Regions from separate parts of the Homo sapiens genome. Here region 2 is linked to region 1. A link is a contact called in ENCODE Hi-C or POLR2A ChIA-PET data. All regions are on one chromosome and are shown on one strand. Each heading gives the region's core, a stretch centred on a gene start or an enhancer-like site at or near the end of the contact. The rest is flanking DNA. Distances are from core to core; before and after follow the strand shown.

Region 1 (4,366 bases), core at 875-3,374:
CTTTCTTCTTTGTGTACAGTCACATACACTGAAGCAAACTACCTACGAGGCACCACTTCATGAGTTTTGCCAGACACATACACTTGTTAACCCGAATCCCTATCAAGATAAAGAACATTGTTTAAAATCTTTTAAAAAACAGATTCCTGACCAGGTGTGATGGCTCATGCCTGTAATCCCAGCAGTTTTGGAGGTCAAGGTGCACCCGGCCAATTTCACATTTAAAAAAGAAAAACACATTTTTTACTTCCTTTTAAAAAAATGAAAGATTTAGTAATCTGGGGCTCACCATCCTCAGAGCCTGGAAGTGGCGGGGGCTGAAGGCTGTTGCCCCTTGGTTGTGGCACGCCTCTGCATTTAACCATCATTCCCACCTGCCCACTTCACTCATCTCTTTCCTGGGTCTGGGCCCTGTAGCTCTTTGAGATTTCAACTCCCGGCCTGTATAAAAACCATCCTCAAGACAACAACAATCCAAAGGAGGCCAACATGTTGCAGAACCTACGCAGTTGTGCAACATGGTGGCCCAGGTCCAAGCACCTCTCCTCAACCTGGAGCTCACAGAGCAAAGGAGACTATAGGTGTGAAGGTCCCAGAGAGAACAGTGGGAGGTGAGATGGGTTATACATTCAGGACAGTCTGCCGGGTGGGATTAGGATTGCAGGCATCACCACCACCCTGTCTGCACCAGTGGCAGACATAAGCAATCGATGGCAGCACTGTCTCTCCCAGCCCGGGTTTTTCAGTCTTGGTCACTGGGATTGGGGGCTGGATAATTCTTCACTGTGGGGTTAATTGGTTGTTTCCTGTGCATTGCAGGATGCTTAGCAGCATCCTTGGCCTCCACCGACTGGAGGCCAGCAGCAACCTCCCCGTTAGTTAATTGTGACAACCCAAAAATATTTTACGCCAAGTTTGTCCGACCTGTGGCCCAGTGCAGCTTTGAATGAGGCCCAACACAAATTTATAAACTTTTTTTTTTTTTTTGAGATGGAGTCTTGCTCTGTTGCTCAGGCAGGAGTGCAGTGGCGTAATCTCAGCTCACTGGAACCTCTGCCTCCTGGGTTCAAGAAATTATCCTGCCTCAGCCTCCCAAGTATCTGGGACTACAGGCAGGCACCACCACGCCTGGCTAATTTTTGTATTTTTAGTAGAGACGGGGTTTCACCATGTTGGCCAGGCTGGTCTCGAACTCCTGACCTCAGTGATCCACCCACCTCAGCTTCCCAAAGTGCTGAGATCATAGGCATGAGCCACTGCATCCAGCCCAAATTCGTAAACTTGCTTAAAACATTATGAGATTTTTTTTGTGATTTTCTCTTAGCTCATCAGCTATTGTTAGTGCATTTGATGTGTGGCCCAAGACAATTCTTCTTCCAGGGTGGCCCAGGAAAGCCAAAAGATTGGACACCCCTGTTCTAAACATTGCTGTATCCCCTGGTTAAGAACTAAGTCCAGCTGCAAACACCAGGCTGCAGGCAGGCAGCATCATCACTGGGAGCTGGTGGTGCGAAGCCTCTCTCCCGTGTCTGCTGGGGTGTGGACCGTGTGGCTTTGCATATGTGTGCTCTGTGAGGTGCCTGGGTGATGCTCCCCCTTCCAGGCCCTGCATGGCTGGCGTTATCTCGAAACGCTGGCAGCCATCCTGGCTCCCATCGTCCCTGTGAGGATTAAAGGGCAGGGCTGACTCCTTAAAGGGCCCCACCCCAACCTCCCTGCCCTCCTCCCTCCCTGCTTCCAGGAACCGCGCCTCCAGGGGTGGCTCACAGGGGAGCCTGCCGTGTCCCAGGTGAGGGCAGGTGCGTGTCAGAGCAGCTCAGAGGAGCAACTGGACCGTATGACACCCATTATCTCCAATTGTACAGGTGCCAACCTGCCCACAAAGGGTGCAGCATGTTCTGGAGAGAAAGAGGAGCCCCCGGGGCACCTCCATTCCCATCCCACTCATGAACCCAGCCCCCAGGGCTTAGTGACTTTACATCAACGGCAGCTCTGCCCCAGCTGCACCCTCCCATGCTGGATGAAAAAGAGGCTGGTGGCTGATGTAAGAGGCAGACATGATTCAAGCAGGAAGTATGAGTTACAGCCCTGCCCGGCAGCTCCGTTTGGAAAGGCGGCTGCATCTGCACCAGGTGGCGGCAAGGCAATTAGAGCAATTAGTGGGGCCTTGTGTAGCTCTGTGGAAGGAGGACCTGAAAGAGACCCACAGAAAAGGGAAGCCCCCTCCTCCCGGAGCCCTTACAAATGCACGTGGGCACAGAAGTGGGAAAGAAAACAAGAGCCGCCCTGCAGGCACCTCCCAGGACAGGCCCCGTTGGGGCTGGGTGGGCGCCGCCGGGCTGCTGGGGAAATGATTCTGGGAGGCAGAAGACCTGACTGCAGTCTTCTGCAGGACAGCGTGGGGATGTAAGGCAGTGGGCTTTTTAAAGAGCTGTGGGCCGTGCCCCGGCTGCAAAGGGAGGGGCCTGGGGTGCCGGGAGGCCCGGCTGCAGCTTTACCTGGCTGTATGTTGGACAGGGGCTGCGGGTGTCTGCGCAGAACACGGCTCCTTTGAGAGAACTGTCGGTGCCACTTTTGTTTCCGACACATGTATGCGTATGTCTGTGGATTTCTGAACGTGAGTCATGGTAAGGGAGGTTGACAGATGTCGTCCTCAGCCACACGCCCCTTGACCACAGTGGTGTGTCTTGGTCACCTTCGTGTCCTAGGTACCCTAAAGCTGCCTCCTCCTCCGTGTGGGGAGGGAGTGGGGCTGCAGTGACTTCACTGGAAGAGCATGTTCTTGGAGGGGGCGAGGTAGGGGCAGGGGCCTCTCTGGGTGTCCTGTGCGTCTGCTCTCCACTCTGATGCCTGGCCCTCTGCGGCCTCCTTGCTCGTCCCTGGAGGCTTCGTGGTCCTGGCCCCTGGGGGGCTGCTGCTCCCACAGCTTCTATTGCCCCCACTCCCCCAGGCTGGGCTCCCACCTCACCCCACCATCCTCCGGAGCAGGGGAAACTGCGCCCTGTTCATCCAATGTAAATGAGGATTCTGACAGCCATCGAGCTCAGCTTGGCCTTCTCAGACTTCCACTGGGAGAACTCAGGGTCCAATTAAACTCCAGAACCAGGTGAGCTGCACCTTCTCAGGTATCAAAACACAGGGCCCGCCAGGCACGGTGGCTCACACCTGTAATCCCGTAAGTTTGGGAGGCCGAGGCAGGTGGATCACCTGAGGTCAGGAGTTCGAGACCAGCCTGGCCAACATGGTGAAACCGCTTCTCTATTAAAAATACAAAAAATTGGCCTGGCATGGTGGCTCATGCCTGTAATCCCAGCACTTTGGGAGGCCGAGGCGGGCGGATCACCTGAGGTCAGGAGTTCGAGACCAGCCTCAACATGGAGAAATCCTGTCTCTACTAAAAATACAAAATTAGCCAGGCCTGGTGGTGCATGCCTGTTGTCCCAGCTACTCGGGAGGCTGAGGCAGGAGAATTGCTTGAACCTGGGAGGTGGAGGTTGTGGTGAGCTGAGATCGTGCCACTTCACTCCAGCCTTGGCAACAAGAGTGAAACTCTGTCTCAAAAAAAAAAAAAAAAAAAAATTAGCCCGGTATGGTGGTGCATGCCTGTAATCCTAGCTACTTGGGAGGCTGAGGTAGGAGAATCGCTTGAACCCGAGAGGCGGATGTTGTAGCGAGCCAAGGTCGCGCCACTGTACTCCAGCCTGGGTGACAGAGCAAGACTCTATCTCAAAAAAAAAAAAAAAAAAAAAGGCCAGGGGTCCATGCACCAAGGTCAGGGCGGGGAGAGCCCCTGCCTGGGGAGTGTGTGTGGATCTCACAACTCTCAGTTCCTTCCCAGCTGGGTGAGCCACAGGCAGATGGGCAGGTGGCAGGGCTATGATGACCACTATGACATGGGAGGAAGCGGGCCACAGAGAGGCCTGGTGCCTCGCCCTCAGCAACATGGCTGGGCGGCGTTGGAGGCCCCATGGCCACGAGGCCCCAGAGACCAGCGAGAAAGGTCAGCCTCTGGGGAAGGAAGGATGACGGCCCATCCGCCCTCTCTCTCCACATGCTGCCCCTGCCCATCAGACCCCAAGATATGGGATAAAGTGTCTGTCCAGGTGCTATGTGTTTGACTAAGCAGGTGCCTTCCTGGAAAGGTGGAGTCGAGGGGTCATCCCGGGAAGCCTCAGGACAGCAGTCAAAGCCATGTTGTTTTCTTTTCGACCCTCCTCAGGCAGGGTCGTGGTGGGAACGTGGTGGGGAGGAGGGTGGGATACAGAGAGTATTCGCCAGTGTGGGAAGGGCCTAGGAAACCGAGGCTTCGAGAGAGCAGGACCAGGGACCCCGAGCTCAGGGAGGACAGGGAGGGCCCAGAAGGTCC
Region 2 (4,435 bases), core at 330-2,829, 63 kb before region 1:
CGGTGAGTTTGCCCAGCCATGGTGGTACTGTCTCCTTCCCTCTGCAGGCACAGCGGGAAGAATAGGGCAGATGGAGGGGTCTCTGCACCTTCCACAGCCAGCAATGTGGACGGCAGATTACAAGTTAGTATCTGTGTGACCTCCGCACTCCCCCGCCTGTGGCTGCCTGGGCTGCTGAGATTTCGCTCGGTTTTATCACCGCAGAGGAATGCCCGACATACCGGGGGGCGAGCAAGGTCCAGAATGACAAGCCCTGGCATTCCTCAGCCGCCCCCTCCCTGGGGTGGGGCCTGGACATTCCTGGCTGCAGCTAGAGGTCCCAGCACGACAGGGATTCTGACCCCCCTCCACCACGGCTATTGTTCAGAATTCTGTGGATTCCAGAGGCATCTGCCCAGCAGACTGTCTTGCTGTGAACACCCAGCTCTGCAACCGGTGTTTGCGTGTTTGCCCTGGGAGGCTGAACGCTCACCCAGAACAAAGGCCTCCCCACATGCCTGCTGTGAGCTTCCAAGGACTCGTTTGCACACACGCCAAGGAACCCCGGGGTGGGGTGATACTGAGGAGCTTCCTCCCTGACCCACACACACCCTTTGAACAGGTCTTTGGCCGCTCACCAGTCTGGTCAATCTCGGGGCAGTATTTATATTCCTTCCCATTTCCAGGCCTAGGAGCCTTGGCATCCTGCTCTCGCCTCTAACTGAAATTACCTCTCAACCCTTTTTAGCTAAGATGCCTCTCGCATTCCCTAGGAATAACAAGCTTTAAAGCCCCTTCACACTGAAGCCTGCCTTTGAATTCCCCAGGTAGATTTGGGGGTGGGGGTCTTATGGCTCCCAGCGAACCCCCGGTTCTGTTGATTAAATTGAGCTCAGGCAGATTGCTGGCTTCCCAAAGCCTGTGTTATTACTGCTTCTCAAAGCTACGGGCACCGGATCGCCGTCTTTGGCAAGATTCTTTTGGGATACAATGGGAATTACTGGGTGGCCTCGGTTCGGTTCTTCCCTCGTCCCAGTTCGCGGCTCACCAGCCCCACTGATGCAGCCCCCAGGCTGGAAGGAGGCTGCAGGAGCTTCCCCTCAGGTCATCCTCTCATCCCTCCCCCGTGCCCCAGGAGCTGGTTGTGGGGGCGGTTCCATCCCCTCGGCCCATCCGGGACAGGAGCCTAGGTTCCCTTCGGGGGGTACCCCAAACTCCATCCTTGGCCTCAGGCCAGCCCTGGTGCACTGCCCGCTCCCAGGCTTGACGAGAGGCTGCGGGCCAGTGGGTGAAGGGGCGCGCCCTGACTGCCAGGCCCCGCCCAGGCGCATCCGGGAGGACGGGCTGGGATGACGCGGGCGCCGGGAGGGGGGAGGTCGCGAGGCCGGGGTCTCCATGGCGCAGGAGGACTGGGGCCTTCGAGGACCACGCGGGCCTGGGAATAGCCCGCCAGGCTGGGCCGGACGACGCACGTGCTCCGAGCTGGGCCGAGGGGGCGGGGCTGAGGGACGGGGCCGGGCCACGGGGCGGGGAGGAGCCGCGGACGGTGGGCGGGGCCGGCGGGCCGGGGCCTAAAAGGCGGCGCGGGCGGGGTTCCTGACGCAGCTGCGGGCGGCGGGCGGCGCGCACACTGCTCGCTGGGCCGCGGCTCCCGGGTGTCCCAGGCCCGGCCGGTGCGCAGAGCATGGCGGGTGCGGGCCCGAAGCGGCGCGCGCTAGCGGCGCCGGCGGCCGAGGAGAAGGAAGAGGCGCGGGAGAAGATGCTGGCCGCCAAGAGCGCGGACGGCTCGGCGCCGGCAGGCGAGGGCGAGGGCGTGACCCTGCAGCGGAACATCACGCTGCTCAACGGCGTGGCCATCATCGTGGGGACCATTATCGGCTCGGGCATCTTCGTGACGCCCACGGGCGTGCTCAAGGAGGCAGGCTCGCCGGGGCTGGCGCTGGTGGTGTGGGCCGCGTGCGGCGTCTTCTCCATCGTGGGCGCGCTCTGCTACGCGGAGCTCGGCACCACCATCTCCAAATCGGGCGGCGACTACGCCTACATGCTGGAGGTCTACGGCTCGCTGCCCGCCTTCCTCAAGCTCTGGATCGAGCTGCTCATCATCCGGCCTTCATCGCAGTACATCGTGGCCCTGGTCTTCGCCACCTACCTGCTCAAGCCGCTCTTCCCCACCTGCCCGGTGCCCGAGGAGGCAGCCAAGCTCGTGGCCTGCCTCTGCGTGCGTGAGTACGGGGCGCGGGCCGGGGGTTGGGAGGTCGTAGTCTCTGGGTCCCTGCATCCTTGCATCACTACGCCCCTGGCTCCCACATCTCTACATCTTTACGTTCCTGGACCATCCCGGCAGTTCTAGGCTAAGGTCATTGGTCCCAGAAACCACGTGCGTTTCTTTCATTCATTCTTTTACACTTCTCCCCACAGGCTGGGAATATCTTCAGTGACGGGACAGCAGGGTCCCTGCCCTGCCCTTCGGTGGGCATTCCATTCCCCCACTTAAGCGGTTTAGGCAAGTGCCACCCTCCCGTTGGCCCCGCTGAGCAATACTCCCAGCCTCTTGCGTGGCACCCACGTGGAGTAACTGAGCAATCGGTTTACTGTTAGAGCTCCGATTGCTGACTGGTTGGTGAGAAGGAAATTGCAGTTAAAAAAAAAATCATTCATTTCTGCTCTCCACACCAGCTCGTCAGGAATCAGTGACACGGGCTGACTCATAAGAAAACAGTAGTAATAACATCGTGTGCGGGTAGTGACTGGTGCTGATTTAGGCTAAGGGATCCCCCCTGAGGGTTCCCAGTAGTGAGAGAGCGGAGCTTGGCTGCAGATTCAGTCTGTGTTGCAGTGAATGGACGTGCGGGTCCCAGGTTTCTCTGGGAAACAGCCATGGGGCTCCTGTTTTGGTGGGCATGGTGCTGGTGTGTTCTTCACCAGGCCAGAGATAACTGCTTTTCAAAATAGTTTTCTTTTTCTTTTTCTTTCTTTTTTTTTTTTTTTTTTGACACTGAGTCCCGCTCAGTCGCCCAGGCTGGAGTACAGTGGCACGATCTCGGCTCACCGCAAGCCCGCCTCCCAGGTTCATGCCATTCTCCTGGCTCAGCCTCCCGAGTAGCTGGGACTACAGGTGCCCGCCACTACGCCCGGGTAATTTTTTTTGTATTTTTAGTAGAGACGGCGTTTCACCGTGTTAGCCAGGATGGTCTCGATCTCCTGACCTTGTGATCCGCCCGCCTCGGCCTCCCAAAGTGCTGGGATTACAGGCGTGAGCCACCGTGCCCGGCCTCAAAATAGTTTTCTTGTGGGATTTCAGGGGGAAAATCACTTGTAGCAGATGCCACATGATTTGGTTGGGTGGCGTGGGAAGGTGGGTCTTGGCAATTCTCAGATTCATCCCATGGCATGGATCGGCCTGCATCTCAATAGTGTGTGTACACATTCAAGGTGGGAAGGGCTAATTTATAGTTGGGGTCTTGAGCCATGAAATCAGGGGAGTGGCTTCTGACTGGCAGGACCTGTTGGCGCTGTTTTCTGCCACACCGTACTTTGGGGGGGAGGGGGAGGGGGAGGCATTTCTTCATAAATGTGAGAATGCCCCGAGGGCAAGACTCAGCAGGGCTCTGTGTGGTTTCTCTGAGGCTCTGAGTCGAGCAGCCGCACCACCATGCAGGTCAAAGCCGGGAAAAATCGTAGCAGGACAGCAGTGGGGAGAGCCTGTGCCTTCCAGCTGGGCGTTGGAGATGTGAATGTAGGGGATGACTCTGATTTCTTTTTTTGTCATTAGAATTTCACTGGTTCAGTCTCCCTCCCGCCTAGGTACATGTCGGCCCGGTATGTAACGACATGGATAGTAGCTTACGCAGCCTGCACTCTTATCTTTAAAAAATGAACCCCTGGTTGGCTGGGTGTGATGGCCCACGCCTATAATCCCAGCACTTTGGGAGGCCGAGACGGGCGGATCTACCGAGGTCAGGAGTTCGAGACCAGCCTGACCAACATGGTGAAACCCCATCTCTACTAAAAATACAAAAATTAGCCGGGCAGAGTGGCTCACGCCTGTAATCCCAGCTGCTTATGAGTCTGAGGCATGCTCCGGGATGTGGAGGTTGCAGTGAGTTGAGATCCCGCCACTGCACTCCAGTCTGGGTGACAGAGCAAGCCTGTCTCAAAAAAAAAAAAGCAGCCCCTGGGTGCTGAGTCTCTGACTTCCTGCTGGTGCCAGGAGTGAGTCGTGGGAAATGCTTCATTGGCCACCAGGAAGGAGACGTAGGATGGGGCGCTGCCTAGTTTTCTCTTTCTAATAAAAATCACATCAGTCATACATGAATTCATCATCATTTAAAAATTCAAACCAGCCAGGCACTGTGGCTCACACCTGTAATCCCAGCACTTGGGAGGCCGAGGCAGGCGGATCACCTGAAGTCAGGAGTTCGAGACCAGCCTGGCCAACATGGTGAAACCCCATCTC

What was found. Hi-C counts contacts between places; a loop is a spot of excess contacts on that map. ChIA-PET counts read pairs that join two places held with the same protein, here RNA polymerase II (POLR2A). Pooled maps may share reads with other maps.
Region 2: a map of mammary epithelial cell shows a loop between it and region 1 (5-fold over the local background). The contact joins the promoter of SLC7A5 here to the enhancer-like site in region 1. A Hi-C loop is called at or near these places in 15 of 168 maps with a recorded cell type or tissue (B cell, GM11168, GM12878 and 11 more), 37 of 37 single-sample maps with no recorded cell type and 20 of 50 pooled maps. POLR2A ChIA-PET finds 5 or more read pairs at or near these places in 35 of 52 experiments (A549, A673, AG04449 and 28 more).

What each region holds. Positions count from the first base shown.
Region 1 is chr16:87,804,634-87,808,999 of GRCh38, reverse strand. No RefSeq gene overlaps it. Among named protein-coding and RNA genes, the nearest start is that of MIR6775, 28 kb to the left of the region's middle. RefSeq lists enhancers at 1,351-1,490, 1,541-1,660, 1,194-2,135, 1,741-2,140, 2,136-3,079 and a silencer at 3,004-3,342. Within about 2 kb of position 2,124, at least 23 of the 41 ENCODE cell types and tissues checked have a DNase peak (open chromatin) inside an H3K27ac peak, as active enhancers do; they include A673, B cell, HCT116 and 4 more, where a contact is called at or near this core.
Region 2 is chr16:87,866,651-87,871,085 of GRCh38, reverse strand. It overlaps SLC7A5 (solute carrier family 7 member 5), which reads left to right and starts at 1,579. Exons shown (of 10, transcript NM_003486.7): 1 at 1,579-2,201. The coding sequence starts at 1,664. RefSeq lists enhancers at 1-265, 1-821, 266-1,025 and a silencer at 1,266-1,615.